2 separate regions of the Homo sapiens genome follow, and region 1 is linked to region 2. The links are chromatin loops, found by intact Hi-C in ENCODE. Cell type or tissue: gastrocnemius medialis. All regions are shown on one strand. Each heading gives the region's core, and the rest is flanking DNA. Links, peaks and the distances in the headings are about the cores only. Region 1 overlaps FHOD3 (formin homology 2 domain containing 3). Region 2 overlaps FHOD3 (formin homology 2 domain containing 3).

Region 1 (16,892 bases), core at 6,047-11,046, 74 kb before region 2:
CATAACAAGTACAGGTAGAAGCTTGCCTGTATCTAATTTCACAGCAATGTAAAAACAGGTAAGTACTTATTTTTTTCCTATTTACCTGAAATATCTGCTTCAGGGAGAAGAGGGCCCTTCTCAAATCTCGTCCGCTGGAGTTGTATAGTTTTTCTGAAATAAAGAATAAAACATATAAATTAATTAAACTGACTCTATTGACAGTGAAAACACAGACAGGATATGAATGATAACAAAACTATCCCTGGAAAGGTAATGAAAGCCTATTCATTTCATTCAGGATACAGACCTTACCCCCAACCATAAGAAGAATGTTGCATATACATATCTGGTGTGTGACAGGTGGCATGGAATAATGTGTAGATGGGACAGATTTGGGGCCTGCCCTTTTGCCTATTCCCTCTCAAACAGGTAGAAATCCACTCTGGCTATCACTGACAACTATCACCTAGATTTTTCACCCTCATCTCCCACCCTTCCTCTCTCCAGATCTCTATTTCCAGCTGTTTGCAGACCCTATTTTCCAGTTTATAAACTATTTCCACTTGATGGCCAACTATACCCAGAAAAACCCACGCAGCCAGAACAGAATCCATCCTTCTACCTCATGCCTCCCTTGCCTTACAGGCCCTGCACCCCCATGCTTTCTGCATCTCCTGTTCCTGGGGTGTGCTGGCTGCCTTGAGCGCTCCTCAGGCCCTAGGGTTCCCTAGGCAGCATGGGAGACCCAAGGGCAGCATGGCAGCTCTACGGACTAGCTGGCTCCTTCTAGTCACATGAGGGCCTCTGGGCAGGAAGCCAGCCTTAGCTCTGCCTGGGCCTGTTTTCTCACTCATGTTCAAGGATGGTTCTGGCCATGGGCAAGGCAGATGAAAGATCCCACTCTTGGAATTCTCTGGCTGAAGACTTGGGCTGACTTCCATAAGCCCACTGTTGAGCAGTCACATTTCAAATATATGAGTTAGACCAGGCCTCAGGAAGAAGGAGGTGAGCTTAATACAGGGCCCATCCTCCAGAGATCACCATGCAGCTAGAGAGACAGATGAGTATGCCACAATTACTAGCTGGCCAGAGTGATGGTGCTGCGAGGTGCTGAAGACACACCGGAGGGAGTCCTGTTCTGGTTATGCAGGACACCAAGGAGCACACATCCCGCTTAGCCTCCCAGCACCCACACTTGGTCCTGATCCAGGTGGCTCAGGTGTGCATAGGGTTGCATTCCTAGCACCCGATGCCAGACTTTTCCAATAGAATCACCCAACGCATGTTTACTGAGAACCTGCTGGGTACAGTTCGAGGCACTAGGATACCACAGTGAAGAATGGAATTATCAGGAGCAAAGGCTAAGTAATCAGACTGCCTGCATTCCAAACCTGGTATCACCATTTACTAGCTATGTGACCTTGAACAAAACACTTTACATCTCTAAGCCTTGGATTCTCCATCTGTAAAATGGGAACAGACAGTATTACAGGAAAATGGGTTCTGTGTTAAATTAAGCATGTGTACTATGGAGTGGAATGCAAAATATCATTTAAAGTGTTTAGATATAATAAAGGCATTCAAAACAATGTCACGTCATTGGCCAACCACCTCGGGCTTCAATTCTAGCCTAAAGGGATACAGGGCAGAGCCACATTCCCCCCTTGTGCAAGTGGCATGGAACAAATGGCCCCAGAAGAGTTTGCAGAAGTCTAGTGACAGAAAGGATATGCTGGTTTTTCACAGTGGCCCAGGAAATGGATAGGCCCCCACTGAGAGAGATTTAACAGGACACAGATAGGTAAAGCTCAGTATTTGCTTGGCAGTCATTTCTTCAAAGGTCTCCCTACCAGACATATTGCCTTCCGGCAAAGAACAGAGGGCTCCTGTGGAAACTCCCACTAGATGACATCACTTCCCCATTTAAACCCTTCAGTGGCTGCCCACCGCAGCCAGAATGAAATCCAAAATCCTTTGCACGGTCTGCCAAGCCCTTGGTCACACAGCCCCCTCCCTTGCTGTATTACAGACACTGTGGTTTTCTCTCACATCCTGGGGCAGTGCAGGCTCCTCCAAACTCACAACTTAATACATATTGCTGCTAAGTGGCAGGGGCAAGATACTGTAGGGTGGGGGTCTGGGGAGTGGTATGTGACTCCAAAGATTCCCTGTTGTTTGACCACTATGGAATCTACCACCTCTAAATACAATATGCAGCCCACAAACACTTGCTAATTATGAAGAGTTGTGATTAAGAGAAAAATGCATCACCTTTCTAAAAAGTAGGAGCCTAGAAAGCTCCAGAGGAATCAACCATCCCCAATCTGAACATCTAATTCATCTCTGACCCGAAGAAACAAGGCCCTGGTGACTCTCAGGCTGACCTCTAAAGAGTCTGTGTGGCCTCAACATATGAGTAATAAATAGTGGGTTTCCTACTGCATCACGCCTGGAGTAGAACCCTGGTCTCTGGGGTGATCACACTTCTTCCAGCTTTCACAGCTAACATCTGAGAATCCCCAAATCCCAGAGAAAAAGACTTTGTTTTTTGCTAATACTACTTCTAATAAATAAGAATAAAACTATCAAGTGAAAGCATGGGCCATGTATACCCCCAAAGAAGTGGACCAGATTTATCCTATCCAGGAAGAACATCAGTAGAAAAGAGCCAATTCCAGGTAACTCTTAAGTCAATAGGCTGCTGGGCACCGTGGCTCAGGCCTGTAATCCCAGCACTTTGGGAGGCCGAGGCAGGCGGATCACTTGAGGTCAGGAGTTCAAGACCAGTCTGGTCAACATGGTGAAAGCCCGTCTCTATTAAAAATACAAAAATTTGCCAGGCATGGTGGCACATGCCTGTAATCCCAGCTACTTGGGAAGCTGAGACAGAAGAATCTCGTGAACCTGGGAGGTGGGGATTGCAGTGAGCTGAGATCATGTCACCGCACTCCAGCCTAGGTGATAGGGCAAGAACCTGTCTCAAACAAAACAAAACAAAACAAAACAAAACAAAACAAAACAAAACAAAAATAGCAATAGGCTTGCATTAGACCTTCTTACTTGTTAGCAGATGATAAGCAGAAATATGCCATAAGTAGACTCAAAATATCACAGTTAAAGTCTCCTTTAGTTACTAGTGACATATTATTGTTTCTGATTCATCTAAATGAAGATCATCATTAGTTGTGTTCTGATCATTAAGGTTTTACTACTTGGTGCTGTAGTCAAAATAATCAGTTTTTAAAATACAAATTAAATATTAGAAAAAAATCAGCTGAGAATGACTGCTAATATTTTGTTGAAAATTTCTGCATCTATAATCATAAGAAATACTGGTTTATAGTTTCTTTTCTTGCAATGGTGTTAATATTGAGACAATGCGAATTTTGTGAGTTGGGGGTACTCCTTCCCCTTCTGCTTTCAGAAGGGATTTGTATAGACTTTGTGTTATTTATTCAATTTCTTCATTAATGTAGGGCTATTCTGATTATCTCTTTGTTCTTCAATGAAGTTTGTTCATTTGTGTCTTTCAAGGAATTTGTCCATTTAAGTTGTTAAATGTATGGGCATAAAGCTGTTCATATTCTCTGTCATCCTTTTATTAACTGTAGCAATGTCCTTTTATACCTGGTATTGGTAATTTGTGTCTTCTATTTTACTTGGTCAGTGACTAGAAATCTATCAATTTTATTTTAGCCTTTTTCAAGAATCAGCTATTGATTTCATTAGAGGTTTTTTCCTACTGCTTTTCTGATTTCTATTTCATTATTTCCTTTCGTTTGCTTTAAGTTTAGTTTGCTCTTCTAGTTTCTTCAGGTAGAAATTTAAATGATTTGAGACCCGTCTTGTTTCTAATAGAAGTATTTAATGCTATAAGTTCATCTCTAAGTACTGCTTCAACTGCTTCCTGTAAATTTTGATATATTGTTTTCATTTTCATTTATTTGAAAATTTTATTAATATTGAATTCAGAGGGGAATAACTTAACCTTGTGATTTTTTTGACCCATGGTTTATTAAGGTGTATTGTTTAATTTCCAAATATTTAGAGATTTTCCAGATATCTGTTACTAATTTCTAATTTAATTTCTTTGTGGTCAGAACATATACTTTATCAAATCTTTTAGACTTATTAAGGCTTATTTTATGGCCCGGAATATGGCTTATCCTGGTGAATGTCTCATGTACACTTTAAAAGAACATGTATTCTGCTGTTATTGAGTGGCTGTTCTATAAATATCCACTATATCAAATTGAGTAATAGTGGTGTCCACATCTTCTATATTCTTACTGACTTTCCATTTACTTGTTCTATAGATTAGTGTGAAAGGAGAGTTGAAGTCTCCAACTATTACAGTGGATTTGTGTATTTCTTCTTTCATCTTTATGAGTTCCTGCTTTAGGTGCTTTGAAGTTCTGTTGGTAGGTGTGCTTACATTTGGGATTGTTGTGGCTTCTTGGTGTATTGAACTTTTATTGCTATGTAATACCTCTCTTCATCCCTGTCAATATTCCCTGTTTTAAAGTCTACTTTTCTGATATGAATATGGACACTTTGGGTTAGTGAATGGTGTATCTTTTTCTATCCTTTTATTTTTAAACTATCTATGTAGAATTTCTTATATAGTTGCATCTTGCTTACATGCAATCTGACCATTGTCTTCTAATTGCTATGCATTCACTGTATTTTTAACCTCTGCGACATCACAACTTACTCTTCAGTGGCACTAGAACCAAAGACCTCAGGCAGGTTCTGACGCCATCTCAAACTCTTTGATAAACAGCATCCTTCTACAAATGCCAAAGATATCTCCCAGTGGTGCCAAAAACCTCTCCTCTTTTTTGCCAAATGTCATTTAATTAAAATAAACTACAATTTCTAATTGAGAAGTACTTTTCATTCCAACTATCTTTAATTTTCAAAACAAAACCTTTATAGTCATTTGTTTAAATTGTCTATTTCAAACAAAACTGAGTAAGAAAATATGTAGTACTGTTCCCAAATAATGATTTTTATTGTTTTAAGCAAGAGAATTCTCACTACAGACTTTGCAGATTCACAAATGTTAATGTAAGTTTTGTTTTTCAATATCAAAGCTCAAAAGAACAGCTAATCTATATAAAAATATTACCTATTTTGGCTGAAATTTCCCTTAAAATGCTTTTCTTTTTAATTCCCTATGGTATAAAGCACCAGACAAGGTCTTGATCAGAAATCCCACCATGTGGCATCTGTTACATTGTAACTTTTTTTATCCTTCATACAAATGGCTAGCAGTGATGTTTCATTTTTTGACAGATACCTTCTCTTGAACTACTGCAAACCTTTAATATTTATAAGCATTCAATATTTTAACAAATGTTATGCATTATTCCCTATATCACGAGAGCAATACTAGCGTCATCATCATGGTTGAAATAAAAGTAACAAAATATTTATTTAAAGGAATATTACTCTAGAGTACTGTCTTTGGAAAGACAATTCCATAATACATTCTCTCTCTACAAAGAACAATACTGTGGTTTAAAATGAAATCATAGTGCTTTATTAAAACTCAAAGCTACCTGCTATGTTTAAAACAGTGGTACCAAAAAGCCTCTCTGCCTAAACCTATCTTATTCTGTTGATTCGTAACATACATTTTAAGAGACACCTCAGTCTACCTAGAGGCTTAGGAAGGATTAGGATGCAAGGATGTTTGTAAATGACATATAATTTGTCATTTTACATGAGGTACAATTTCTGCTGGTAGAAGAGGATCCAGCAGGCATTTCACTATGTCAGACATCATGCCCAAACCAGCAACTTTGATGTGACAGCCCTTTGATGTGGTTCAAGAGAGGCCCACACAGACCAAAGGAGAAGCACTTCCTCCCACAGCCCAGGGCCTGGGTTCCTTGCTGCAGGACTAACAATGCCATGTGAGGTGTCCTCTGGAGCTTTATCTGCTGGGTAACATTCCAAGTTCAAGAAACCAGGCATTCCATTTGTGTTGCATCCAAGTTTCACCACACAGAAACTTCACCAAGGCTGTGCAGGCCTCTCCTTCAGCTGAGACTAGAATGTGAAGGGCTCAACCAGGAACGGTACCTGGCCTGCCAGATTCCCAAAGACATTCTTTACATCACTCTTGGATCCATTTCCTATGGAACTCCAATCACCCCTTCTTTAGAAGCAGCCTGTCTATGTAGATTCAGGTATTTTCAGTCTGGGTTATGCAGGTGTGTGCAAGGATTCCTCGAGGTAGGATGACTGACAGACATCGTGCTCCCTAGTTCTGCAATCCAATTCTCTACTCTGCAGGCTGTGCTCACTGTGTGGGTCTCCCACGTGTATATGTGGGTGTGTGTGTGTGCAGAGGCATGTGCACATATGACTTCAATCTGTGGTTGGCACAGCCTAGTTGCAGGTCCACTGACCCTCCAGCTACATGCAATATACTGTATAGACTGTCCTAACAGCTCCTGAATCTCAAGGAAAGGAATTCAAGTGTGCCCACTGCCTGAAAATCAGGCAAAGCAAAATAAAGTAGATTCCACATGTGGTGCAGAAGGGGGCTGTAGACTACCCTAAGCCAGCAAGAGGGCAGCTGCAGAGGCTTCACCTATATGCGAATCCCAAACTTTTCTCGTGAGTTCGCAGAGGTTCTCCTTGCTTCTCTTTGCTCACCTTGGCCATGAACACATGTTAGTGAGGGTAGTACAGCTCCAATCAGGGGAGGTTGCAGGGGAGCAGATGGTTCCTGCCATCCCAGACTCAGGTGGAAAGCTCTAAATCAGAGCATCAAGGAAAAAAAGGTGCTGAGCAACCAAGACATGACACTGTGGGTCCCTTCCTGGTGAATGTCAAAAAAGCATAAAAAGGCCGGGCACAGTGGCTCACACGTGTAATCCCAGCACTTTGGGAGGCCAGGGCCGGCAGATCGCTTGAGCCAAGAAATTTGAGACTAGACTGAGCAACCTGGTGAAATCCTGCCTCTACAAAAAAAAAATACAAAAATTAGCCAGGGGTGGTGGCCTACAGCCCCAGCTACTCAGGAGGCTGAGGTGGGAGGACTGCTTGAACCCAGGAGGTCAAGGCTGCAGTGAGCCATGATCATGCCACTGTACTCCAGCCTTGGCGACAGAGCGGAGGTGACAGGGCTGTCACATCAGAGTTGCTGGTTTGGGCATGACGTCTGACATAGGGAAATGCCTGCTGGATCCTCTTCTACCTACCAGCAGAAATTCTATCTCTTTCTCAAACAAACAAAAAAAAAGTATAACAGTAAAACTCAAAGCAGAAATGGGGGCTGAGATCAAACTGGAGTCATTAAGATTTGCCTTTCTCCTGAAGCTCTGGGACTGCCAGGTGGGAGGTGTGCAAAGAGGTCCCCCCAGCACAGCCCCAAGGGGTGGCCAGCAGCCAATGAGAGCTAAGGCTGCAGAAGGTCCTGGAGAAGTACTGCTGATTGCTGATTCCAGCAGCTGGGGAGAAGCTGGGGGCAGGCTGATTATACATCCCTTACTTTTAGGTTAAGTACAGCTTGCACTTGGCCAATAAATAAATGAAGAAACATATGCATTTTTTCTCCCACCGCTTCCAAATTAAATCTGCCTGGGGTATACTCATTTGGGTAGCATTAGCCTTTGAGTAAATGCAATTAGAAGCTTATCTTTGGTAACCACAAGAAGGTGTAATCAGAACATTATTTGTGGAAGTCTTTAGAACTGCCCCTCCATCCTTTCTTGCCATGTTTCTTGCCTTTTAAAATGAACTATGTCCCTTTAATAGTTGCAATCATGTATTATGCTGTAAACTAGCTTGTAATAACAAGAGTAGAGGGCAAAGCATTGGAGACCCCTGGGGACCATTCCTGCTTTGTCTCAAAACCCCTTTGTGGCCCACAAAGATCAGTGCTGAAAAGTACAGCCAAAGGGGTGCTATGCTTCCTGTTCAGCCAAGAGCACAATGAAGAAAACTTCAGTGTGTGGGGAAAGACAGACCAGAACATTAATTAGAAGGGCCCAATGAGAAAAATGAGAACCAATTTACATCAGTGAAAGAATATGTAGGGGGAGGAACAAAAATCCCCTTCAAGAACGGAAGTAGGGGAGTGAAAGATACATCTACAGTATCACGCTTTGGGGTCTATAAAAATCGCTGAACTGTGAGACTAATAATTACAGCACATGCTTCTCTCATCAAGTGTCAAATACATTAACGAAGCTCCCCGTGGGAAAACCTGGACCACGTCCCCAGAGCCTCTCCTCTGCTCAGGGAAGACAATAACTTTCCTTTTTCCCCTGGGCTGCTGCAAAGTATACCACGTTTCAAGAGGAGATTTATTCACAGGCGCAATGTCCAGGTCTACACTGACAGTCTGTTGGCAGCAGTTATTGACAATACAACCATCATGGTTTTTCAGGTGCAGCCATGAGAAATTAGCTCCTTATCTGCCAGGCATTTAGCTGTGTGCCATTTGCTCTTCAAACACCAGTCAGAGAGAGTTGGTGAAAAACAACTCTCTGAAACACGACCCAAGACAGCCTCTACAAAATGACTGGCCAGGCTTGGGTGACGCCCATTTCCCTAGCCAGGAAGCACGCAACCCAAGTTACTGTCAGCACTGAGTGAGGCAAGAGAATTGGACTCTAGACCTTGTTCTCAAGAACTCAAATGCGGCACGTGACAAACGAACCCCCAGGAAGCATGGCTCATTTCAACCCGCAGCCTCACTCCATTATTACCTGCTGATGTTTTCAAGAGAAAATGTGGCATCACGAAAACTTTATTTTACAGTGAAAAAAAATTGCTTGGTCGGACTTTGGAAATCTTATTTTCCTGTGATTTTGAAGCTTGTTGGAGTTATGGCCTCCATATACAAGTTGTAAAAAAAAAAAAAAAAAAGAAAAAGAAAAGAAAAAGTTCAGATACACAAGATGTTAATACAATTTCAGGGATATGGATGCCCAGAAACTTCCTGTGGTCTTTCAGGACATTCTGTGAACTGCAGGGTAAAAATCATGGACCGAATCCAACATCTTCATTGAACAGGTGAAGAAATGTAGGCAGAGAGGTACCATAGATGCTGGCCCCAGAGCTGGGACTGGAGCCTCAAGGAAATGCAGAAGAGTAACTGAAAATGGCTAACAGAAATGGAATTGGCCGTATGATGTGATTGTACAATAAAAATAAGGTAAACAACTGAGCCACTGAAACTCACTCACATCCTAGCCATGACATTTATGCCACCGTGTAAATTCAGAGAGAAAACACACACATGCCAAAGCAAAGGCTTTGCTTTTGAGAAGTCTGACTCATCCCTTTTGTCTGTGGGGATGACTGTGAGTAGTGGAGGCTTGAGGTACCCCCGATTTAGCCTGAGGATGAGGAGGCTACACGTGAACAATGACAAGGTCATGAGACCTGGTAAGACAGAAGACTGCTTAAGAAGAACTTATTGAAATCCCAATTCCCTTGGATTATAATCACATTTTAAATACTTATGAGTATATAAACCCTACAATAATCTTAATGATTGGTTATCTACTAGGTAGGTGCTATGCTGAGCATGAGGTTATAATTGTAAATGAAAACAGTCTCAGCCGTTGGTTTATCAGTTGTAACAAACGTACCACATTCATGCAAGATTTTACTAATGGGAAATTGGGGAAGCTGGAGGGGATATATGGGAACAAACTTTTGCCCAATACTTTTTTCCATAAAATTTCGCCTATTTGGGGAGACAGACATGTCCCCAAACCATGGCAATGTCATGTGAGAAGGTGATGGTAACACTAAGGGTTCCCAGAGGAAGGAGTGGCAGAACCTGTGAGCCTGGGGATGGAGAGTGGAGGTTCAGATGAGGTGACATGGAACAAAATGAACCACAGTGAGAAATGCTGTGCAAAGAGGGAAACTGAGGAAGAGAAAATAGTGTCCCCAGCATCTAATATGTCAATAAATGATTTAATTTTTAAGACCACGTGGAGGACTGGAAAGAACACGGGAGGATCAGATATCATCCAGATTCCTAATTCCCTCAACATCTGGCCTGGTCACAGCTTTACAGGTTAGCTAAACCCAAGAACATTCTGGAGTCTTGCTTTCTGTAAATGGGCCAAATACATAGCCCTACTCTACCATGTTTATTTGGCCATACTTTCACAGAAGATGTGAAAATCATATCCATATTCATAATGGCTAAAACTTCAAAGCATCCAAGATGTCCCCCACCCATAGAAGGTAAGGATACACAAACTAGTAACATCCATACAATGGAGTGTTTATTATTCAGCAATAAAAAGAAATGAGCTGTCAAGCCACAAAAAGACACAGAAGAAACTTAAATGTATATGGGAAGATCTGTGTACAGGTGCCCGGAGGAGGCAGCACCGTGATGCTGTTCCTCTAAAAAGTGAAAGAAGCCAGTCTGAAAAAGGCTACATACTACACATACATAGTGAACTCCATGACATTCTGTAAGTAGCATAACCGTGGAGACTGTAAAAAGATCAGTGGTTGCCTGGGGTTTGGAGGAGGGAGGGAAGGATGAACAAATGGTCCACAGGGGATTGTTCGGGCAGTGAAACTCTTATTCTGTATGATACTGTAATGGTGGATAGTACCATTATACATTTGTCAAAACCCATAGAATATACACCATAAAGAGTGAACCTTAATGTAAAGTATGGACTGCACTTAATAACTATCTGCCAATATTGGTTTATCAGTTATAACAAATGTATCACATTCATGCAAGATGTTACTAATGGGAAATTGGAGAAGGTTGAGGGGGTATATGGGAACAAATTTTTGCCCAATATTTTTTTCTGTAAAATTTAAACTACTCTTTCCCAAAATGAAGTCTGCTTAAAAAATTATATCCAAAGGCAAGCCTACAGGAAGTGGGAGAGTCCCCAGGCTCATGGAGGGCACAACTCTTTACAACCCCTTCCGCAAACACATGCAGCCCCAGGCCTGGGATTTGGCATTTTCTGCCATGAATCATCGCTTATCTGTCCATGCACACTTCTGTGATCTCCCCACACCAGGGCCAGCTCTCATCCACAGTGGTTTCCCTCCAGCCCCTGGCAGTGTCTGGCTGGGGTAGGTGCCTGGTGTTCATGCTGATGGGCAAGTGTATGTGTTCTAAGGCGTGAGTTAACCCGGGATTCCATAGATGAGCTTCAGACACATCTGTATCTACTCTGAGTTCCTAAAGGGAAGGGTACAAGTAATTTTTAGGACACTGGATGTTCCAGATGCTTCTTTGTTACCTTCAGCAGGCAATCCTAACTCCTCCTGTCTTTCCTTCTTTCAAACAATCACTGACCATTCATTCTGCAACAAGGGCTATGCCAAATGGGAGAGTAAAATGATGCATGGGGCAGAGCACTAGTTTTCAGGAAGCTTACAGTTGGCGGAGATGATGATTTGTCAACAAAGAGGACAGCCCAGTATTGCAGGAGCTGAAACCCAGAAAGGTGTCAAATGAAGGAGCCCTCCCCACTTATTGCAGGAGGCAAATGGCCTTCAAAGAGCTATTCACCAAGAGGCTGCAAAAGACTTTAAGTCATAAAATTATGTATGTGGTTGCTTGCCTGTCATTACCATCTGCTGAGCCCCACCCAGTTCCACACCCATTTGGTCTGGTTACCTTGGGACCCACTGGCCCCATCCTCATCTTTACTGAGGAGGAAAGCCCAAGCAAAGCCATTTATACCTCTATTCTGAATTAGTTCATAGGACACTATTTTTCCCTCTGAATTGGAGGGAATGAGTCAGCTTTGGGGCCCCAGCAAAGTCCACGTCCATTTGCTCCCATCTTTGCATTTCCAAAATTGTCCCTTTGTGGAAGCAAAATGGCCCAAGTCAGCTGATGAAGGCCACTTAATAGATCAAAATGCTGTTTCAAACCTGCCATTTTCCCTCCCAGAATCAAAGAATGGTAGAGAGTAAAGGGTCCTCAGAGACCTCCCTCTGCGGAGAGGTTGAACTGCTCACCCAAGCCATGGAAGATCTGTGTACAGGTGCCCGGAGGAGGCAGCACCGTGATGCTGTTCCTCTAAAAAGGCTGCTGACCTAGGTAAGCAGATGAGTGGCATCTCAAACGCAGTACAACTGCCCCGAGGCAGCCAGCAGTGTGAAAAACAGGTGACCAGGGACTTACTTCTGGCCTCTCTCTTCAGTCTCTATCTCAGGGCTGTCTCTCTGGGCCCTGAAAATAGCTTGGCCAACCGCCCTCCTCCCTTCTCCCTCTCTTTCTTTCTACGTTCTCTTTTCCCATAATTAGGGATCTGGAGAACCTTAAGGTATTTTCTTTAGTGATGGACTTTCATAATTCTTTTTCTTAATTTCCAAATTAAGTTGAAATATTTGAATTACATATTTTCTCAAGACTCACGTATTCCTTTTTCTAGTTCTATTTTTAACATTATTTATTTTTTGAGACAGGGTCTCACTCTGTCACCCAGGCTGGAGTGTGGGAGTATGAACATGGCTCACTGCAGCCTCCACCTCCCAGGCTCAAGTGACCCTCCCACCTTAGCGTCCCAAGTAGCTGGGACCACAGGTGTCTACCACCATGCCTGGCTAATTTTTAAATTTTTTGTAGAGACAGGATATCGTTACGTTGCCAGGCTGCTCTCAAACCACTTGGCTTGTGTTGTGATTACAGGAGTGAGCCACTGCACCCATCCTGGTTCTCTTTTAAAAACAACGAAGAACACGCACCCGAGTTGGTTTTGCTTGTGAACAGGGCATCCCTCTCCTGAGATGGCCATGGCACAATGGCTGTCACTGCCCTGCAGCTGGCCCTACTCACCCCCCTACTGGCAGGGCACAAAAAGAAAGGAGGCTTCCTAAACAAACAAACAAACCCATTCTCTCTCACTCTTCTGGAAGCATCCAGGGCTCCTGGTAGCATCCACAGGAAACCATCCCTTCCAGTTGGGTGTGAGGTCCACCTCTCTGGGGAGAACATTTAGGAGACAAAAACCACCCTAGCTCAAGGGCTGGAAACCACAACCACATACCACCCAGCCAGCCCCACACAGCAAAAACTACTTAGCCCTCTTATGGAGGCACCCACTGCAGCCAGGACTGACCTAGTGTTGGCCTCTGCTAAGCACCCCATTCTCCAGTCTCAGCTCAAAGAACCTGCCACCCTCGGCTCCTGAACCTGTCTCCCACCTGCTCTTGGGGGCCATTTTCTCTACTTCATCTATGGCACCAGCTGTCAAAGTCCTCATCCTGACACTGTACCTGTGCCTGCTTTGCACTTTGATTTCAGGCACCACTGTGCCATGGCCTTGGACAATACCACCATCCAGACTCCTAAATCCATATTTGCATTTCAGAGGAAATTCCTCTCTGCACCTAAGTTTTCTGATCAGTAAAACAGGATTTAAAATACACATTCCAACATCCTGAAGCCATGTGATGATGAACATGATCATGTTGGAAACACACCTGGCACAAGCTAGATACTCAGTAAAGACTACTTTTCTTTCTCTCTCCAGCCCCTAAGGCCTCAATGACATTTCTAAAAAATACCTAATGTCCTCCATACAGTGAATAGTCCAGTCCTTTCCTGGGCACTGCACTCAGGGCTATAAGATGCCTCCTGTCATCTGTCAGGTCTTCCTAACCAGGTGGTGAGACGGTCCCCTGAGCTCAGACAGGCCCCAGCTGGGCCCTGGGGGTCTCTCTCCAAAGCACAATCACTCCCCCAAAGAGATTGCCTCTTCCTTCCCGGGGTCAATGCCAGTTGATAGGGAAGATGTTCACCCTCTCTGCCCTAAACACTTTGAGAAAAAAGAAATGAGTATCTACTCCTTGGAGAGAAGTTAAGGATCATTAGCTGGGGTCAAAAGGGAACAACCCAGCATCAATCATGTCACTGTGCAGAGATGATAAAACTCAGCAGTTCACCTGCCCCAACCCATGGGGCCAGGGTTCTTCCTTTAAGTATTCTTCAAGATGGAAACAGCCACAAATCTATGGCAAGTATCACATAAAGCAAAGAAAATTGCATCAGAAAAAAGAATGGATATTTAAAACAACTGTTTTGATGGGAGTTTATTCAGTAATGAATGGGGAACAGAAGAACAACAGTAAAATAATATATACTGGCATTTTTACAAGTTCAGTACAGCTTAAATACTGGTTTTGTCTCATAACAAATTCACACCTAGCCTAAGGTTTGTACACATTAAACGGACAAGCTGTGTGTGGATCCTCCGTGGCCTCCTGACACTTTCCTCTGTATTTATTTCCAGGCTGTGTGTCCTCTGGTAAGGAGGGCTAAGCCAAGAGTGCCATGCAGTTCCAGCAAGTTGTCTCAGTGAAAACAAAAAAATGCAAAATACCAAACATAAGGTCTCTTCCCCTTTGTTGTGACAGCTGGGTGAGTCCAACACATTTGAGAACCTCACTAAGAAACAATGTGGATATAGCTTCAAAGTTCTGCCAGACTTCAATTGCAGAAAAGAGAAAGAGAACCTGGGGTTAGAACCTCAGCTAAATAAATATTTCTGAGCCTAATACCTAATCAGAGTATATTTCCTGATGAAACTGACCATTTCCCTCTGTCATCTCCCATGGAATAACACAGTTACAGAAGGGTCCATACAGAGAAGTGGGCAGGATGCAGTGGGAGGACAACCAGCAACAGGCTCAGGGGCCCAGCAGGGTGACCACAGCTCAGGCACTTACTGCCTGTGTGCTTTTAGGCAAGAACTTTAATATCTCTTGGCTACGTTTTGCATGTTACAATGTTAGAATGGCTAACCATAAAAAGAATGGTCATATAAGCTTATGGAGAACCTGGAACAACTGGAACCTGACGCTCTGCTGGTGGGATGTGAGATGCTGCAACCTCTCTAGAAAGCAGTTTGATAGTTGCTTATCAACTGAAATATACACCTACTGTTCAACCCAGCAATTCTATTTCTAGGACTTTCCCCAAGGAAAATGAAAATTTACACACATAAAAACATTTCACCAAGGTTCATAGAAGCTTTACTCAGAATGATTTTTAAAAACACCCTACTGGAAACAACTCAACTGTCCATCAGTTGGCAAACAGATAAACTGTGGTACATTATACAAGGGTGCACTAATCAGCAATATAGACTACTGACGCATGCAGCCTAGATGAATTCTAACAATATTATGCTAAATGAAATAAGCCAGACACAAAATACCAGATACTGTATGATTCCATTCACATAAAGTTTCAGAAAAGACAAATCTGATCTATAGTGACAAAGCAGACCAGTGCTTGCCTGGATTGGGAATAGCGGAGATTGATAGGGAAAATACATGAAGGAAACTATGGGAAAATATTTTTTGTCTTGTTTGAGATATAGTTGTCAAAAGGTGAACTGGATTTAAAATGTGTGCATTTTATTGCATGTGAATTACTCGTCAATAAGGTTGATAAAGAAAAGGAAGGTTGATTCTAGAGGATCTACAATTCAGTTTTAGTTCTAACTCTTAAATATTGACCTTAAATAACTTGTTTCCTTTCTAGATAATACCATCCATAAGATGTTATATAAACTTAGATCACTATAAAACATCCTTTGGGCTGGGGGCAGTGGCACACACCTTTAGTCCCAGCTACTCAGGAGGTTGAGTTGGGAGAATGGCTTGAGCCCAGGAGATTGAGGCTGCAGTAAGCTATAATCGTGCTACTGCACTCCAGGCTGGGAGACAGAGCAAGACCCTGTTTCAAGAAACAAAAACAAGAACATCCTATGAATATAAAGCAACACAAAAATCATTACTGACCATGAATGCATTGAGATAGAGTACAGATAATGTGAGCTGGTGACACAGAAACTGAACACCAAGTGTAGCCCCCATATGTTGTGACTGGGAGAGGAGAAGCCAGTTGGGGCCAAAGTGGTGGATGTAGACAGAACCATCCAGGAGAGAGCCAGTGTTGCACTCGGCAGCCATTTAGTGGCCAATGGGAAAATGGAGGAAGTTCTGTTGTGTTCACTACCAGCTGCTAAGTATACAAAGATGAGCAAAAAATGTGGTGGTGTTGAGGAACTTAGAGTCTAACAGGAAAGACAGAGTCCCAGGTAGATATGTGCAGCCTAATGCAGGAAGTGATGGAACAGAGGAGGGCCCTAGTCATTTGGGTAAACTCTGGGGAAATGAGTCAGTAATTCACGTGAATAAAGGCAGGTGCAGTTTTCCAGGCTGAGGGAACACATACAGTAGACACCAAAGAGTGAGACAGCCTGGCATTGCTGGGAACCTTTGTGGTCCTATGATGGGCAGCACCATTTCTTTCCTCTGCAAGAGACACAGGCTGACTTCTGGAATAGTTAATAATCACCCTCATGGTAGGTTGGCTGAGCAATGCTTTCCTGATGTTTCCTCAACCAACACGATGTTGTCCATTATGTATCATGCTCTGTGCTAGGTTTCAGGTTCACCTAGCATGTGGTGTCTTGACATGATAATGCCACTTGTCACTAAAAGGAAGAACACCAAGGGCGCTCTTCTCACAAGCTCCACTGGTACTTCATTGGGGTCTACTTGTCTCATCTGAGTCAGTTCACAGAGAAAACTGCTGGGGCAGCCCCTGGACTTTCACAGAATGGTGGGGAGCAGGGACTGGGAGCTGCTAAGAGAAACCACCACAGGCCCTATGGGTGGGCGCATGCTCACAGGCTTGCTGGCACACCATGCTCACTCTCCCTCCCTCCCTTTCTGAGTGGCTTCATCAATTCACACTGAGGTCTAAGCCAAGGGAGCCTTTGCAAGAAAGACTCGCAACCACAGGCCACTGACAGGAGAAGACAAGGAAAAGAGCATACCATTCTAACACCATGATCACCATGGATCCCAGCAGGCTCATCGCTGGTGGAACTATTTCAGGCAGAGAATGTGAACCAACCTCTGAC
Region 2 (16,892 bases), core at 5,999-10,998:
CTTTAACGCTTACTACACAGACATACCTACCACTTTAGAAATGCTAGAGGACTCGGGGAGAGTATAAATATGATTCCTGCCCTCTAAGAATTTATCATCTGCTTGGGGAGTCAAGGTCAAGAGTAATCCAATAAATAATGAAAATTTTAAGGCATAATACATGCCTTAGAGGCGAGCTACAGAATAACCAAGAACCACAGCTATCAATGTTCCTGGCAGAGGCTAACCAAGAGGACAGAGAAGGTGAGCAGAGAACACTTCACTCAGGACCTAGGAGAATGCCTAGAATGTGGAAAGTCAGGAAAGCTAATGCATAAAATGTTAACATTTCCTAATTGCAAGCCAAGGAAGATACATATCTACAACATGCCTTGTTCAAAACCTATTTTGTATTCTAATTTCTAAGAATTTTCAGAAATGATTTTTTAAAACTAGCAATTACGTTCATTATGAATAAAAAATACATCCAGTGACAGTGCCTGCAATAGTTCCTAATTTACAATGACTTATTACCCATGTATCACATTTTTGTGGAATCATTTACATATCCATTCATCCATCCATCTACCCATTTCATAAACACTGACTGGGTGTACCAGGCTCTAAGATGGGCACCAGGAGTGCAGACATGAAAAAAACAGTCTCTCGATCCATGAAGAACCCTTAAGCCATTTGGAGAGTGATCCATAGCAGCTACTGGTTGCAACCCATTATTAAATCCGCAAGAGTGAAACTGATAAAGATCTGGGAAAGAGAAATGAGGCAACTCAGTTTTGCCTGAGGGATCTGGAGAAGTCTTCCCCAACATAATAAAACTTGAACTGGATTTTGCCAGAAAGAAAGAAGTTCTCCCTTTGGGAAGAGGGATGAACACTGCTATGTTATTATATGAAAACACACAGCATTCAGGGATGGAGAGGGGCCGCCTGTAGGAGTGGCCTGAGAGGTGATGAGAGACTGGCCACAAGAGAGGACATGCCAAGATTCATATTCTGCAGACAGTGGGAACCAAGAAGGATTTTTTTTTTTTTTTTTTTTTTTTTTTAGAGAAGCAAGATCAGTTCTAGTTTTAAGATGAATTCCTCTGCTGGCAGTGTGATCTTTCTCGTCTCATAGTTACCATATTTAAAATCTATGGCTCCTATCTTCTGTGACTAATTGCTATTCAACTTGCTAACTGCTTTTCTTTTAAATATAAGATCTCCATTATTCTAAGTACATATATATTTTGGTTAAGTCTTGGAAGAACTTAATCACTGTCTCAAATCTTCTCTTATATTTTTCTTAGAAACACACCTCGACTCAATGTGTGCCTTATTTAAAATGGAAAAAGCAAAGGCTGTGAAGACAGCCCTGCATTCAAATCTTAACAGTACCACTCCCTGGTTGTGTGTGCTTACTTCTAAGAATAATTCCTATCTCACTGGTTGGTGGTGATGATTAAACAAAACCATTTATAACTATGTGACTTAGGGCACACTCTTTGGGTTTTATGGAAAATGAAGATAATAACAGAACCAGTCACAGAAGGATTGTAAAGACTAAATGAGACAGAACAAGTAAAAACACTTACACTAAACTCATATGTGACAACTTCAGTTACTAATACAGTGTATGAGAAGCGACTAGCCCAGTGCTTACAACAAGGTAGGAATTGAATGAACATTAGTTCCTTCCTTCATGCACATGTCTATGCTTTCTGCTTTTGGGGTATTTTGGGCTCATTTCAATGTATGTGGGCACTTTCAAAGCATCTAGTTAATGGAGGGGGAGCCCACCACACAAGGCACTTAGGCACCTGCTCCCCCAGTCCCCACAATTCCTCAGGCTCTGCTCACTTGTGCACCAATCTCATGGTGATTTTCCACTGACAACTCCATGGCTTCTTCCTGGAAGGCAAGGGACAAATCTTCTTAACTGGTATCACCAAGACCTAGCTAAATGCTGTCAGCACCCATGAAGGCATGGGCTCTGCACCACAGTCCCAGGTTCACCAATTACCAGCTGTATCACCCCCATTAAGTTACCTAGCCTATCTGTGCCCCAGTTTCCTTATTTGAAAGATGAGAAAAATAACAACCCCTACCATGTAGAGCTGCTGTGAGGATGAAATGAAATAGTGTGTGAAGGCCGGGCGCGGTGGCTCATGCCTGTAATCCCAGCACTTTGGGAGGCTGAGGCGGGCGGATCACAAGGTCAGGAGATCAAGATCATTCTGGCTAACATGGTGAAACCCCGTCTCCACTAAAAATACAAAAAATTAGCCGGGCATGGTGGTGGCCGCCTGTAGTCCCAGCTGCTGGGGAGGGAGGCTGAGGCAGAGGAATGGCATGAACCCGGGAGGCAGAGCTTGCAGTGAGCCAAGATCGCGCCACTGCACTCCAGCCTGGGCTACAGAGCAAGATTTCGTCTCGAAAAAAAAAAAAAAGAAAGAAAGAAATAGTGTGTGAAGTGCTTCCCAGAGTTGCAGCACAAAGTCACATGCATATAAGTATGTGTCTATGTACACATATATATCTATTATTCCAACTACCAATTATAGGTACACACTCAACACATGCCCTCATTTACTGAGCATTAACCATATACATATATTAAATATGCATGACTGGTGCTAAAGCAACAATTCAATAACAAGAATTTTCATTAAAACAAACCCAGATCAAAGCATCATGTTTATACACTTTTTAATTTTTCCTATATTAAATTATTTTGGAGTCAAGCGCCACTGTTGGGGTCTCTTTTTTTCCCCACTATCTTTACTAAATGAACATAACCTTATATTCATGGATCTGGCCACTTTTGCTATTATTCTGATTGTTCTTACTTTTAATTGGCTTTGAATTAAAGGTTGTTAGAACATAAAGCTTTTCTTAAATACAAATTTTAAAAAGCTGGGTGACCTACATTCCACATTTCCATCCCTCCCCTTCATTGATAAGCTACGTTAGCCATTCTACGTCCCTTAACTATAATATAGCGGTCCCTCTTTATCCATGGGAATGTATTCCAAGACCTCCAGTAGATGCCTGAATCCTTGGATACTATGTATACTATATTTTTTGTATACATGCATACTTATGATAAAGTTTAATTTATAAGTCGGGCACAATAAGAGATTAGCAACAATAACTAATAAAAGACAACAATTGTAACAATATACTGTAATAACGGTTATGTGAATGCAGTCTCTCTCTCAAAATATCTTATGTACTGTACATCTTAGCAACCTCAGCATATAATTTTTTTCTTTCCTTATTAAGTCAAGAATTTTCACCTTTTCCCTAGGGGACGCACTTTATGGCTTCTCTTTGGCTTATCTGAATTGCCAGCATTACTAGTCTTGTGCTTTGGGGCCATTATGAAGTCAGATAAGAGTTACATGAACACAAGCACTGCTGTACCACAATGGCTCCGATGTGATAACTGAGATGGCCACTGGGTGACTAATGGCCAGGTAGTGTATGCTGCACAGAAACGCTGAACAAAGGGATGATTTCAGCTTAGGGACAAGGGCAAGAGATTTCATCATGCTACTCAGAACAATAGACAATTGAAAACTTATGAATTGTTTATGTCTGGAATTGTCCGTTTAATATTTTTGGACTGTAGTTGACCACAGGTAACTGAAAGCCAAATTGTAAACAAGGGTAGACTGCTGTAATTCTTTATTATAGAACATTAATTTACAACAGAATATAGTTAGAGTGCTATTTCCAGTAAATGATCTGAGATTCATTCATTCAACAAATGTTTATTGAGCCTTTCTTTGCACCAGACACCATTCTAGGTGCTGAGGACACCACAGTGAGTGACCCATCAAAAGGCTCTGCCCTCACGTACTGACATTCTACCAGGGAAGGAGGAGGAGAGGGGACAAGACAATAAACATGAACAATAAACCCAAGTCAATCACAGTCAGGCAGTTCTGTTATAATACAACATACACGTTGCTAAAAAAAAAATCTCACAATAACACCAGAAGGCATACGGGGAAAAAAGAGAGGAGCCTAATAAAAGCACAGCACAGTTTTATACACACTAAGTGGCTTAGAAATACATAAATACTACAAAAAATGTGGCACTGTACTGTGAAGAAACCAAAGTGTGCTTGTGGAAGTGGGCATCGGAAAGGCTTGTAATTGTGGGATGGATAGAGGATCATCAGGAATGAGAATATTGGAACTCCACATGTGGATGGGTGTGGCTCAAAAAATGAGACATGAACTGAGGTAGGTGGGAGATGCTTTAGGTGTGTGTAGGTGTGTGTTTTGTGTATTGCTGTGTGGCTTGGTTCAGCTGAAGGCAGTTTTCTGCATTCACCTAGAGCTTCTGCAAACAAAATTATACCAGCAAATGTGAAATCCACGTTATGCTCAAATTGTCCCCTAATATGTCAATCATGTTGAAACAAATACGGGTTTTACAAACAAGTGTTATACAGAACTGAGTGTATAAGGTGATGATTGCCGTGAAAAACAGCAGCAGGATAAGGAAACAGAATAGGGATTCTTGTTTTATTTTTAAATATGTTATTCTATACCACTGTATTCATTCTATGCCACTGTTAGTAAAAAACCCACGTATCAGTTGCATTTATGTAAGAGCCTGCAATCATTTCTCTTTCTTGTTCTCATGTCATTCTTCTTCCACCTTCAGAAGTGTGTACTGTTGACACATGGTGCTTCGACACTATGCTCACTGCACACAGCCCCTCTATGGAGCCTCCAGGTACTTCTACTATTGTTCACTATAATAAGGCAAGGTGGCTCGATGCATTGAAATGGCAGCAGAGGTTTTCCAATGCAGACCCCCTCCGCAGCATCCACCTTCTTTCTATTCTCAGAGTGTACTTAGGAATTCTCATCAGATTCACCATGACAAAATGTTGTTAGATGACCTTGCTTTTGTGGTGAAACAATATGCTGAGATGACATCAGCTGTTCTATGTACTTTGAGATCTTCACCCAAATTCAGTTCAGACCATTTCCAACCTCCTTTTCCACACCTGCTCATTTTCTAGTCAAACCCAATCTGATCTCCAATGAGATCCTAAAATTGTAATCATGGCATTAAATCATAAAAATTATAGCTTTTTAAAAATCGTAAGTGTATATTGCTCTTATCGAAGTTTTCATTACTTAAAAATTTTGAATTCATAGCAGAATAGCATAGCATAGCAGAATGAGGATTTGAACATGAAGTTTGGGGGGGGTGTGAATCGAGGGCCGGGGAGGAATCAAGGGTGAGGGGGACATGTGTACCTCCAGGAAGCAGAGCTCCAGGAATGGCAGAGAAACTGAAGCCACGAAGGGGAATGACCTAGGAAGGAGACAACAGGAGCACTCTGGTCTGTCATTTCTCAACCTCTTGCTGGGAGGTTTCCTTTCTCACATTAAAATGGTGACATGGTAAAATGTTAACACTTTTCTGCTCAGTTTCAAAAATACTAAAATTTTCAGCTGATTGCTCATCTTCCTGATACACCCTTCCTACAGGTTTGATAAAAATGGCTTCAGTCAATGCTTAAATTAATCAGATTTAATTTATCAAATGTTTACTTAAGGACGCTAATTAACGTTTTCAAAAATAAATCAAATCCTTTGTTTCTCAAAAAGGCTTTCTCAGCCAGGGCTACTGCTGGGGCACTGGAGAAAAGCAGCCCCTTAGGTCAGCCTGCAGAGTGAGGTGGACCTCAGACCACATTCACATTGATCGGCTGCAAATTGCTGGTGGGAAAGGGAATTAGAACAAGCCCTATGGAAGGCAATTTGATATCATCTATCAAAATTGCAAGTACACAGACCATTTGACCCAGCAATCCCACCTCCAGGAATTTATCCTCCAGGTAAACTTATACATGTGCAAAATGTCATATATGCAACGTTATTCACTGCAGCATTGTTTACCATGGCCAAGAATAGACAGCAGACTAACTATCCTTCAACAGGGGATAGGTTACATAGGATTCCTATATACATGGAACTGAATATTATTCAGCTGTTAAGAAATAGGAAGCTCTTTATTTACTAGTATAGGAAGAGCCCCAAGAAATAGTAAATGAAAAAAAAGTATATATGGTATGTTACCTTTATTTTTAAAAGGGAGTAAATTACATATATTTGTCTTCATCCACAAAAACATGTGGGAATTAATAACAAGGATTACATGTGGCGGCCAAGTGGGAAGTTTGAGGGAAGGAAGCAGAGAGCAAAGTCGAAGGTGAGAGGGAATAACAACATGAGATATTTTACTATAAATCACTGTGTACTTCTCAAAGTTGCAACCATGTGAATGTGCCACCTTTTCAAAAAAATTAAATATGGAGTTTAATTAAATAGCTTTTTAAAATTAGAATAAGGTTTGTATACATTGTTGAAACATCATTGCCACTCCAAAAGTTATGACTGTCTCCCAGTCCAGGAGAGAGGGCTTTGGGGTGCTATGCTGACTCCTTTACAGGTCTCTTTCTTCAGGTACCCACTCCCCCACACTATAGACTGCCTATCCACACAGGGGCTGCCACCCAGGAACCAGCATGGACCTGCTGTCCCCTAGAACCGGCATGTGATCCCAAACTACCACAAACATTCATGGCAGTCCCAGCTGGATTTCCAGGTTGCAAGTCACTGTTCTTTTCTTGTTGACTGCTGATTCTGGAGAATTATTTCAAAAAATCTGCCAGCAACACCCCTGGACCCAGAGCTACCTTTATACATTTTCAACAGTATATGTCACCTTTACCGCTATGAAATGTTTTCTAAAGAGAGAAAAAAAGTTAAGCCAATCACTATCGTCTTTTTCATTCTAAAATGGAAGCCATAAAAACCAATCATATGCAATCTCAGTTTTGTTTTAGGCTGCAAAGTTTAACATCCTTGAAATATCAACTCAAACTCTTGGATCAACTGAAGTAAAGTTTTCAGAGCCAACTAACTTTATAAGAATAAGGACAGTCTTACAAAAGAAGCTATCCAGATGCCTCATTGGTGACTGCTTGAATGAATATTTGGTAAATTCAAAAGTATCTTTTTGTTATCTAAGCATAAAAGTTAGACTTAGTTCAATTTGTGTGTATTTCCCTACACGTGACTATCATTGTGGCAAGCTACCCTAATCCATATTTCCATTTTAAAAAATGTTTTAGTTTTTGAAACATGCCCAGGAGCACATTGTTTTCAGCTTATTACCAGAATAAGTTCAACCAGAATAGTTTCAACTTTAGTGAAAACTAAAAACAGTTCAAGCACCCGAGTGCCAATTCTAAGACCTCTGACACTCTTTCCTGATGGCCACCACCAGACTTTGGCTGAGTCATGGCCAAATTTAACCTCACCATTTGTCTTCTGGGTAAGAGAGGGTGGGGGTGAAAGAGACAGTGATAAACATAAAAAATCCAGCACTACTGAGGAGTCAACAGCTGAAATGAAAAACTAACAAGAGATGTCTCCATTTACTATTTACACTCCTCAGATCATAAGCCTTCCTACTTATTATCCTGCACTGCCACCAGACAGTCCCCCATGGTCAGAAAGCCACCAGAATGGGCAAGGAATGTATCAACCATCTAAGTGAATCACAGATAAGCTAAAAGAAACTGGCCAAAAACTAGCAGTACCACCTGACCCCTCTCCTAGAAGATGGTTCTGACTTTAGGCAAACACTGCTCTTAAAAAATCCTATAATAAGGGAGTGAGAAATACTTAACATCAAATTTCTACCCAGTGTCATCTAAGGGCTGGTTGTTAAACCAGCTGTCCCGAGCCAACAAGGGCTAGCCATATGCAAAACTACTAGCTTATATAAGATCCTCATATCTCACAGTCACCTCCCGAGGCAGCACACAGACACTGGTGCATCACCAGGTGTGGGCAGGCTGGCACTTAGAAGTTCTTCAATCACACCAGAAGGGGTGCTACAGTGTCAGGTGGCAAGTGAGAGAGGAGACTGCAGATTGGCTCAGATGGAATGATTCATTTCCTGGGTGTTCACAGCTGGTTTATGACTCCAAGGTTGTAAGTTTTGGCCCACATGACATCTGACTGTATCTGATGGCCACAGACTATACCCTCAACTGTAGCTCATCTGCTAACAAGTGTACACCATCAATTAATTCAACAGTGACATGTGCCTGGCGCTGTCACAGAGGCCCGAGAGAGTGTGGACGGATCAGTATGAATCCAGTACAACTGTAAGGAATGCCCAGGGCACACTTCCTCCCTTTCCAGGCTCCGCATTCCAAGAGAAGCTCAGCTTCATAAAACACTGAGTCCAAGAGGAGACAGAAAAGTTAATCAAGTGTAACTTAGCAGGGTAGCCGGTTGGGAGGCATCAGATGCCTCCGGAAGTCATGGAAGCCAATACAGTATCTTCCTCAAGGAAGTGGCAAAGCTTTTCTCAGTCCTACTTTAGGTCTGCCCAGTAGACCATGCTCCAGAGCTAGCGCTCCTCAGCAGGCTAGCTCCCTGACTCAAGGATCTACTCTTCTTGATATGGAAAGAAGGATAAAAGAGAGCGCACTTCCTTCCCTTCAGCTGTGTTCCTCCCTGGCCACATGTGGCCACATGAGACAATGCTGGCCCAAGGAATCCCTCCAGTCTCTGAGGTCTGTCAGACACACTAACTCACTATTTATAGATGCCCCATTCACCCACTACTTAGGCACTTAAAAGAGCATGGGTTAGTCCCAACCCAGTGTCAGCACAGATGCAGGTTTGCTTTCTGCATTTGCTCTTACAGTAAACCTAAAAATTACAAGTAACAAGTTGCTACAGGGTTCCTATTGAATATCAGCATTCTTTCCTTCCATGGTTTATATAAATTCATGAAAACATGTGTGAAGCATCTGCCTTTTTATTTAAACAGAAAGCAAGAGCTCAGACTGCTGTGCTGTGGCATTTTATGTACAAACCCAACAGCTAAACTGGGAGCTCCATCCTTGGGAGGGGCACACTAGAGTTGGGTCACTACAGCTGCCCTGGCCACCAGCTGTCCAGGAGGCCTCCACTTGAACTCAAGAGGAATAGTCAACAACAGAGCAAAGCCAAATAGAGAAAAGTGGAATAATTCCTTTTGCCTGCACAGCTCAAAGTAAGATTCCAAAGTACCCTCTGACCAAGGAGAAGACGGCAAATTATAATTATTTTAAAATTCCTTTGAATGCATCCAATGTTATTTCACAACATTTTCCTTGAATTTGATACTTGGTAAAAATTTAACATCTTTATAGCCAGACCTACTATAAAAGTAATAGACCATGATTTTAACCTTGTAAGTTCTTTTTAGAACCATACACGTTTTTTACTCTTCCCCTCCCACTGTGTTAATTCCCCCCAGACCACTATTTTAGTCTTATTTATGAAAATAAAATTCCTATTTATAGAAAGAACATGCAGATTTATTTTATTAATTTTATTTTTAGACAGGGTCTCACTTTGTCGCCCAGGCTGGAGTGCAATGGCGCGATCTCGGCTCATTGCAACCTCTGCCTCCCGGGCTCAAGAATCCTCCCACCTCAGCCTCCTAAGTAGTTAGAGCTACAGGCACACACCACAATGCCCAGCTAATTTTTTGTATTTTTATTAGAGACAGGTTTCACCATATTGCCCACGGTGGTCTCAAACACCTGGGCTCAAGAGATGCTCCTGCCTCTCAGCCTCCCAAAGTGCTGGGGTTGTAGGTGTGAGCCACCACAACTGGCAAGAACATGCAGATTTTGATAAAAAGAATTCAACCTGTGACCTATAAGAAAAACTGAGTAGCAAAAGTCAACGTTTTGCCATGTGCCTTCCACACACACTTTCATCATCATAAACCTAAACTCCCATGACCTCAATTTCACAGAAGTACTCCCAAACCTTAAACAATCTAATTCTTAAATACAAAGCTTTCAAACTAACGTGGAATATCTTCAAATTGCTTTTGCAAAAGCAACCCATGAGCTTCCTACAAAATTTCAATGAGAGAATAAAGCATTGTATTCAAACTTTCCACCCCTAAATCTTCACTTGGAATTAGACATTCTAAATAATAACCTCTAAAAAATTCCTTTTCAGAGTACATGAAAATGTGAAGCTGTTATGGACATCTATACTCAGATCACCACAACCACTCTGAATCTAATCAGAAATGGATATGTTTGTCTAAATGGATTGAAGCCACAGCATTTCCAAATTCCAAATGGCAACCCACCCTGAAGGGGCAAGAGTGTCAGCAAATCAAAGTGAGAACTGACAAGTGTCATTTTTGCCGCAAAAACCAAACACTATGATTGCACCTCGTGATATGAAAAATTATATGCATTAATATGTCTAAGACATTTCCTTTTTATTAAAAGTAACATTTTCAGTCTAAATTTCTTAAATTAGTGGTAACAATTTAAAAACAAAAAGCTCTGTAAACCAAAAAATTTTCCAGGACAGTTAATATAAGTTGATTAGCTGCATTTCAAGGAAATGGAAAGTTGGTAAAAGAAATTAAGGCCAACATTATAATCTTCTCTAAGGCAGTTCATTTACTGAGTGGCTTAATTGTTTTTCAAATATCTGGGGAGGGGAAGTTGGCTAAAGGCTTCATATTTGCTATCGTCCTTTTTTAACAATCCCTCACTAGCACAGAAATATATGGAAGAGCAATATCAACAACAAAGTGTGTGATTATAGAAAGAGGCTTCTAAGGTATATGATCTCATGAAATAAAGCCACATATATATATTCTGATTTCCTACCATTCAACCCAGCAATCCCATTACTGGGTATATACCCAAAGGAATATAAGTCATTCTATTATAAAGACACATGCACACGTTCATTGCAGCACTATTCACAATAGCAAAGACATGGAATCAACCTAAATGCCCATGAATGATAGACTGGATAAAGAAAAAGTGGTATATGTACACCATGGAATACCATGCAGCCATAATAAAGAACGAGATCATGTCCTTTGCAGGGACATGGAAGGAGCTGGAAGTCATTATCCTCAGCAAACTAATGCAGGAACAGAAAACCAAATACCACCTGTTCCTACTAATAAGTAGGAGCTAAATGATGAGAACACATGGACACATAGAGGGGAACAATAGACACTGGGGCCTATCAGAGGATGGATGATGGGAGGAGGGAGAGGATCAAGAAAAATAACTAATGGATACTAGGCTTAATACCTGGGTGATGAAATAATCTGTACAACAAATCCCTATGACATAAGTTTACCTATATAACAAACCTGCACACGTACTCCCTGAACTTAAAAGTTAAATTTAAAAAATTACAAATATGTGTATATATAAAAAACTGTGCATGTGTATGTACGTGTGTGTATGTGTATATATATCTATATGTTCTGATTTCCTTCAGTACTTCTCACCCAAGAGCCAGGGTGGGAGTGGTGGGTGGGAATGAAGTAGAATTGAAGAAATAGATGCCTCTGGCTTTGAACTGCTTGGAAAAAGGAGACTGGGCTGGCAGGAGGAAGCGCTTGTACACTCTTCTAAGGACACAGAGGTGGCTTGAAGGCAAGGGAGCAGGGGCTGGCTTTCAAAGGTTTTAAGCGACAAAGTATCCCAATCAGATCTGCATTTCAGAAAGATCACCCTGCAAAGCATATGGAGGAAGGGAGAGCTGGGAGAGAATCCACAGGGAGAGCGATGCAAAAGTCCAACACAGAGGTGCCAAGAGCCCCAGGTTAAGCTGACAGCAACTGGAATGGAGAAAGGACTCATGGGCACAACCTCACAAATCAAAATTACATATCCTTAATAAGCAGAGAGTAGAAACTGAACAAAGTAAGTGCTATTGACCCAATGGCTGTGGAGGGTGTGCTAATGAGCAGATCATGGCTCATTCAGGCAACTGTGTCTGAGGCACAGGCCACAGCTCCAGGATGTGAATCGAGATGCCCACATGACAGACCTTACGGACTCATCACACTTCCTAAATAACGTTCAAGCCACCTGTTCATATTTCAGTGTAATCATAGATGGTTAAGAAATGACACCTGGGTGGGCATGGTGGCTCACGCCTGTAATCCCAGCACTTTGGAAGGCCGAGGCAGGCGGATCACGAGGTCAAGAGATCGAGACTATCCTGGCTAACATGGTGGAACCCTGTCTCTAATAAAAATACAAAAAAATTAGCTGGGCGTGATGGTGCACGCCTATAGTCCCAGCTACTCGCAAGGCTGAGGCAGGAGAATTGCTTGAACCCGGGAGGCAGAGGTTGCAGTGAGCCGAGATCATGCCACTGCACTCCAGCCTAGCAACAGAGTGAAACTCCATCTCAAAAAAATAAATAAAAAATGACACCTATGTATATGATATTCAGCTATTCAATGTGCTTGAAATATGTCTGAAAAACAAATTTGTTTCCAGTTGATTTGAGAGTTAAGCAGTCTGGAAGAGAAAGACAGTCATCTGGTTAGGTCACCAAACTTCATCAATCAAAGACCAAATTTCTTTCTCTCTGTCTTGCAGGGCTGCTGCGGCATGGAAAGGAAAAATGCCACCCTTATTATGTAGTCTTGGAAAAAGAATCACATGCCAATGGAATGAAAATGTCTGCCTGAAATTAAGAATGCAAAACTGAACATAGTCCAGAGTTTGGCATTTCTTTTAAGATTTGAGAAACATGCTGATAATTTTAATCCTACTGGAAATGACTTACCGTATGACTTGGGTTTCTGCTAAATATAGATTACTGCAGCCTGGCAAATTTTAAAATAATCAACCAATTAAGTTGCCTGAATAAAACAGTTCAAACAAAATGCAGCTGAAAAGGAACCATTTGTCCTCAGTGACAGACCAAATCATGTAATTTAAATTTTAATGATGTATGAATAAATCCTTGCGTGCTGACAAGGTTTTAAGAAGTCACATTTTCTTCTTCAGAACCACTTTTTCTCCCCTTTCTCTTGCTCTCTGACAGCCTAATCAATTCTCACCCTACACCCTATCTCAGCCTCACTGCTCCCTCCTAAGTCAATTTTGCTGATTTGTTGTGAAGAACAAAATGAGATCATAAACCTGACAGATATATATGTGAAATATGATTGAACAAACATTCAGGATGGGCCTCTCCTTTGTGAAAAGTGAATTAGCACTAACCACAGAATTCTGGCAGTGGACTCACCTTTATTCTCTTATGGCCCTAGTCATCAGGGTCTTGCCCCACCTCAGCCTGCACTGTCCATGAAAAATGGGCACTCGACAGAGGCCTCACACTTTCCCTGAAACACTGTGAGGCCCTCCTGGTGAGGGGACTCAGAAATGGAGGTGCCCAAAAATCCCCCGCTGTGGTCCTTGCTCCCCAGTTCCCAAACTCACTGCCCCCTCCTGCTAGCCAGGTCCCTTGGCTACTGAGGTGTCCATGTCTTGCCCAAGAAAATGGCCTAGAGAAAAGGGGCTCTGCCCACCCACCACAGAGGGTAAGCTAGAAGTCAGACAGCCCTGCAGGAGCCCCTCCTGCTGCCACAAGCCAAGTGATCTCTTGACAGCTTCAATCTGACCTTTGTGAGTTTCCATTCCCTGTGCCCCCAGAAACCCCCTGCCACCTGTCTGGCAGGCTGTGAGGGTTAAAACTCCTGAAACGTCCTACCCAGGCTCAGCCCACAGAATGTGGTCAATAAACAGTGGGGATGGTGGCTTCTACTGCCGCCACTGTTGCCATCATCATCACAGGCATCACAGCCACCAGGGGCCACGGGATCATCCCCCAAGGTCCAGCATATAACTGGCACCAATGAATGATGGGATGAGTTGATGCGGGTGGACAAGTGGCTGGGTGGCTGGAGCCTTCAGGTAAGACAGGAGCTTCTGTGGCATGATGGGCAGCAGCTCTCCTTGGTATTGCTGCCACCTTTGGCTCTGGAACTCACTCGGCTAAATGTAATAATGGATGGAAATGCACACTCCACCCTTACGTGTCCTTTATGCACTCTGGACGAAGCAGTAAGTAATAGGAAGAGATGGACATCTGAGGTCAGTAGGATTTGGTTTTCAATCTCAACTTTTAATAGGACTTTTATGTGAATGAGCTTTGCTTTCTTCATCCTAAAACAGAAATAACTTGCTCACTTAGGCTGTCATGAGGAGCAGCTAAAGTCACGGCGCATCCATGCAGCTACTCCTGTGCTTGATACATGACGGGTCCTCAAGAATTCAGTCATCTTTCTTTCCATCTTGTTCATCTCTGCTAGCAACTGCCTAGTGTGCCAAATAAGGTGGACCTGCTGAGTTAAATGTGCTCAGCTGAAAAACTATAAAACCTCAAGTCCTCTTTTGAAACTCTGAAACTCTTCTGTAAACCTTGCTTCTATAAGCCCAACTTAAAATAATTTTAAAAAATAAAATTTAAAAATTATATAGGCAAATCCATAGAGACATAAGGTAGATTAGAGGTTACATGGGCTGTAGGTGAGGGTAGAATGGGAAGTTAATGCTTAATAGTTACAGTTTCTGTTAGGGAAGATGAAAAAGTTTTGAAGACACTTTTTGGTGATGGTTGCACAAAATGGTGAATGTAAGTAATGACACTGAAATGTACACTTAAAATGGTTAAAATGGAATTCTTCTGTTATGTATATTTTACTACACTAAGAAAATGTTTAAGTTATATGTAGGGCATTGTGAATTCTGGAGAATAAGGGGAACATAGGTCTTTTGGTAACTCTAAGTGTCCCTTAGCATTGCCATGAATGAAGCACATAAATCCAGGCTGCCTAACATGAGGGGTGCAGCTGTGCTTGATAAATAGAGATCTGGTGTGGGACAGTTAATCTTAACTCCAAAAGCAACTTGCAATCCACAAGGAAAGCAGACATGGTCATGCCAGGCCTGCTGAGCAGCATGGGCATCTTCCTCCCTTCAGCAGGCCTGACCTCAGCTCACAGCCCAAAAAAGAACCCACTGCCATGTTCCTAGGTCCCAAATCCAGTGTGCCATGCTTTCAACTTTTTTACTAGAGGAAATATTAAACCTCTGGGAGGGGCCACAGACTCATGGGGGTGTCCATGTATATGTTCTGGAGATGGAGCTGAACACAGGCAAGGCTGAGCTGCGCACCCGGAAAATGAGCTTGTTCCCCTGAGGAGTTGTGACATCGCTGTCCACCCATCACCAAGGCATCTTTTCTTAAGGGTTCTTTTTCCAAACACAACCTGACAACAACATTGGTCTTATGTTGGAAAATATAAGGAACAGTCCACCTTTCTGACAAATTTCTGATGCCTTTTGCTGAAAACCAGGGTGCCTAAATGACACAACTGTGTTTCTGGGAAAGGTGCAGTTCTCTGCTCTGGCCCTGCCCATTGCCAGATCTTCAGTTGTGTCTTTTTGTTGAATGAAGTTTCACCATGTGCCCACCAGTGGGCAGTGGCCCTGTGAAGGCTCCAGGTAGGTGTCTAGGACACCAGTTCCAAAGCAACAATATGACCTCTGTGAGCTTCCATCCCCACCACTCCTTGCCCCAGAAACCCACTGCAACATGCTGCTAGGAAGATGAGAAAATTCTTGTTATCATTCATTCTTCATTATATATCGGCTTTTTGTACAATTTTCAACATTAGACTTCTATACCTAACATTTTTAACCTTAATTTTATTTAACAGCAAACATCCTTTAATTAAAACAAAAAAAGCCTGAAATGATTGTAGCAAAAAGTATTATGACTTTTATAAAATGGCTTTAAGAGCAAATTCTCTTTACCTTAAGTCTCTCTTTAAGGGAAGAAGAGGTTCATCTGGGCAACTCTTCTCCAGAATCATTTTTACTTTTACATGGGGAAAATCGCATAATATCTTTCCAAGACACATGGATAGCTTTCCCAGCTGTTCAAGAATAAATCTGATTTTAGTCCTTGTCACTTGTCAATCACCCTGATTTTAAATTATATGCATTGCAGCAACATTTTTATTTGTGTTTTAAAATTGGTATCACTTTTTCCCCTTAGAGTAAGCTATATTTCTATAAATTTTAGTTTAATTTAAAATACTGGAACTAAAGTAGTTTTAATTATCTTGGTAAGGAGCTTTTTCTCAAATTGTTCTCCAAGTGCAGATGTGAACATATATACAGAAGGGACTTGCATTCATACGGATCCCCTCATCACATTTGTTCTTGCTAAAGAAAGAGCAGTGAGTTTGAGCAGCTTTTCAATCCCCTGCAACCCATCCCCTAAAGCAATGACCCTGAGCAATATTAACTGCCCTCCAGCCCCGCCCCTTCCTGCCTGCGTGGGATGGGGGATTGTGGGAAACAGTTCTGGTTATAATTAGGCAAGCACTTTACACACACTTTACACAAAGGGCTCAAATCCTACTCACCACTCCAGTGGTTTGTTGCTCTGCAGATGGGCCACCAGGAAGAGTCTATTTTAGGAGCATCTGGTTGTAGGTGAGAGAAGAAAGGCCAAGGGAGGCGCCATTGCTTGGAGCAGCAGCTACCCAAAGAGAAAAAGCCAGTGGGCAGGTCAATCTCCCAAATGGCCACATGGTGGCCTTGTTTTAGGACTAGAGGCAGGAGAGTGCCAAGGCACTGGAATAAGTTAGGGGGCTTTCATTTTAAAAATAGGAATCAGAATCTTGGTTCTTCACCCTTTTTGAAAATTAATAACTACAGCATTCTCCTGGGCCACTCAGGCCAGGTGGTGGAGATAAACCCACAGGATCAGTTGCTCTATTTTGTACTGCAAACATTGTAAATGTGGTTACTCTATATTATACTGACAAAAATAAAAAGCAAATAAGGCAATTAACATAAAAAATAAATGAAGTAAAATAAGATGAAATGCAGCCACTAAAAAATAGGAACAAAAAGGTGTTTAGAGGCCAGATTTTATTGTCTTAAGAGCCAGAATTCAATGGTTAAATATCCTTTTATGAATGTTAGTTTCAAATAT

What was found. A loop is a pair of places that touch in the nucleus more often than their neighbours do. Peaks named below come from ENCODE experiments on the same cell type or tissue, not always from the same donor. Only the 100,000 strongest peaks of a DNase experiment are listed, where the experiment ranks them.
Region 1: a loop joins it to region 2, with 2.5 times the contacts of the local background. A loop is called at or near these places in 1 of 110 quality-filtered maps.

What each region holds. Positions count from the first base shown.
Region 1 is chr18:36,485,193-36,502,084 of GRCh38, reverse strand. FHOD3 (formin homology 2 domain containing 3) reads right to left here. Exons shown (of 29, transcript NM_001281740.3): 4 at 86-153. Among named protein-coding and RNA genes, the nearest start is that of FHOD3, 200 kb to the right of the region's middle. RefSeq lists an enhancer at 1,835-1,884. In gastrocnemius medialis, for the core only: no CTCF peak of the experiment used is centred there; a DNase peak (open chromatin) is centred at 8,574; H3K4me3 peaks cover 678 bases; H3K27ac peaks cover 1,606 bases.
Region 2 is chr18:36,411,440-36,428,331 of GRCh38, reverse strand. The region is part of intron 3 of FHOD3 (formin homology 2 domain containing 3); the gene reads right to left. Among named protein-coding and RNA genes, the nearest start is that of FHOD3, 120 kb to the right of the region's middle. In gastrocnemius medialis, for the core only: a CTCF peak has its summit at 7,899; DNase peaks (open chromatin) are centred at 7,295, 7,941, 8,581 and 8,959; H3K27ac peaks cover 2,121 bases.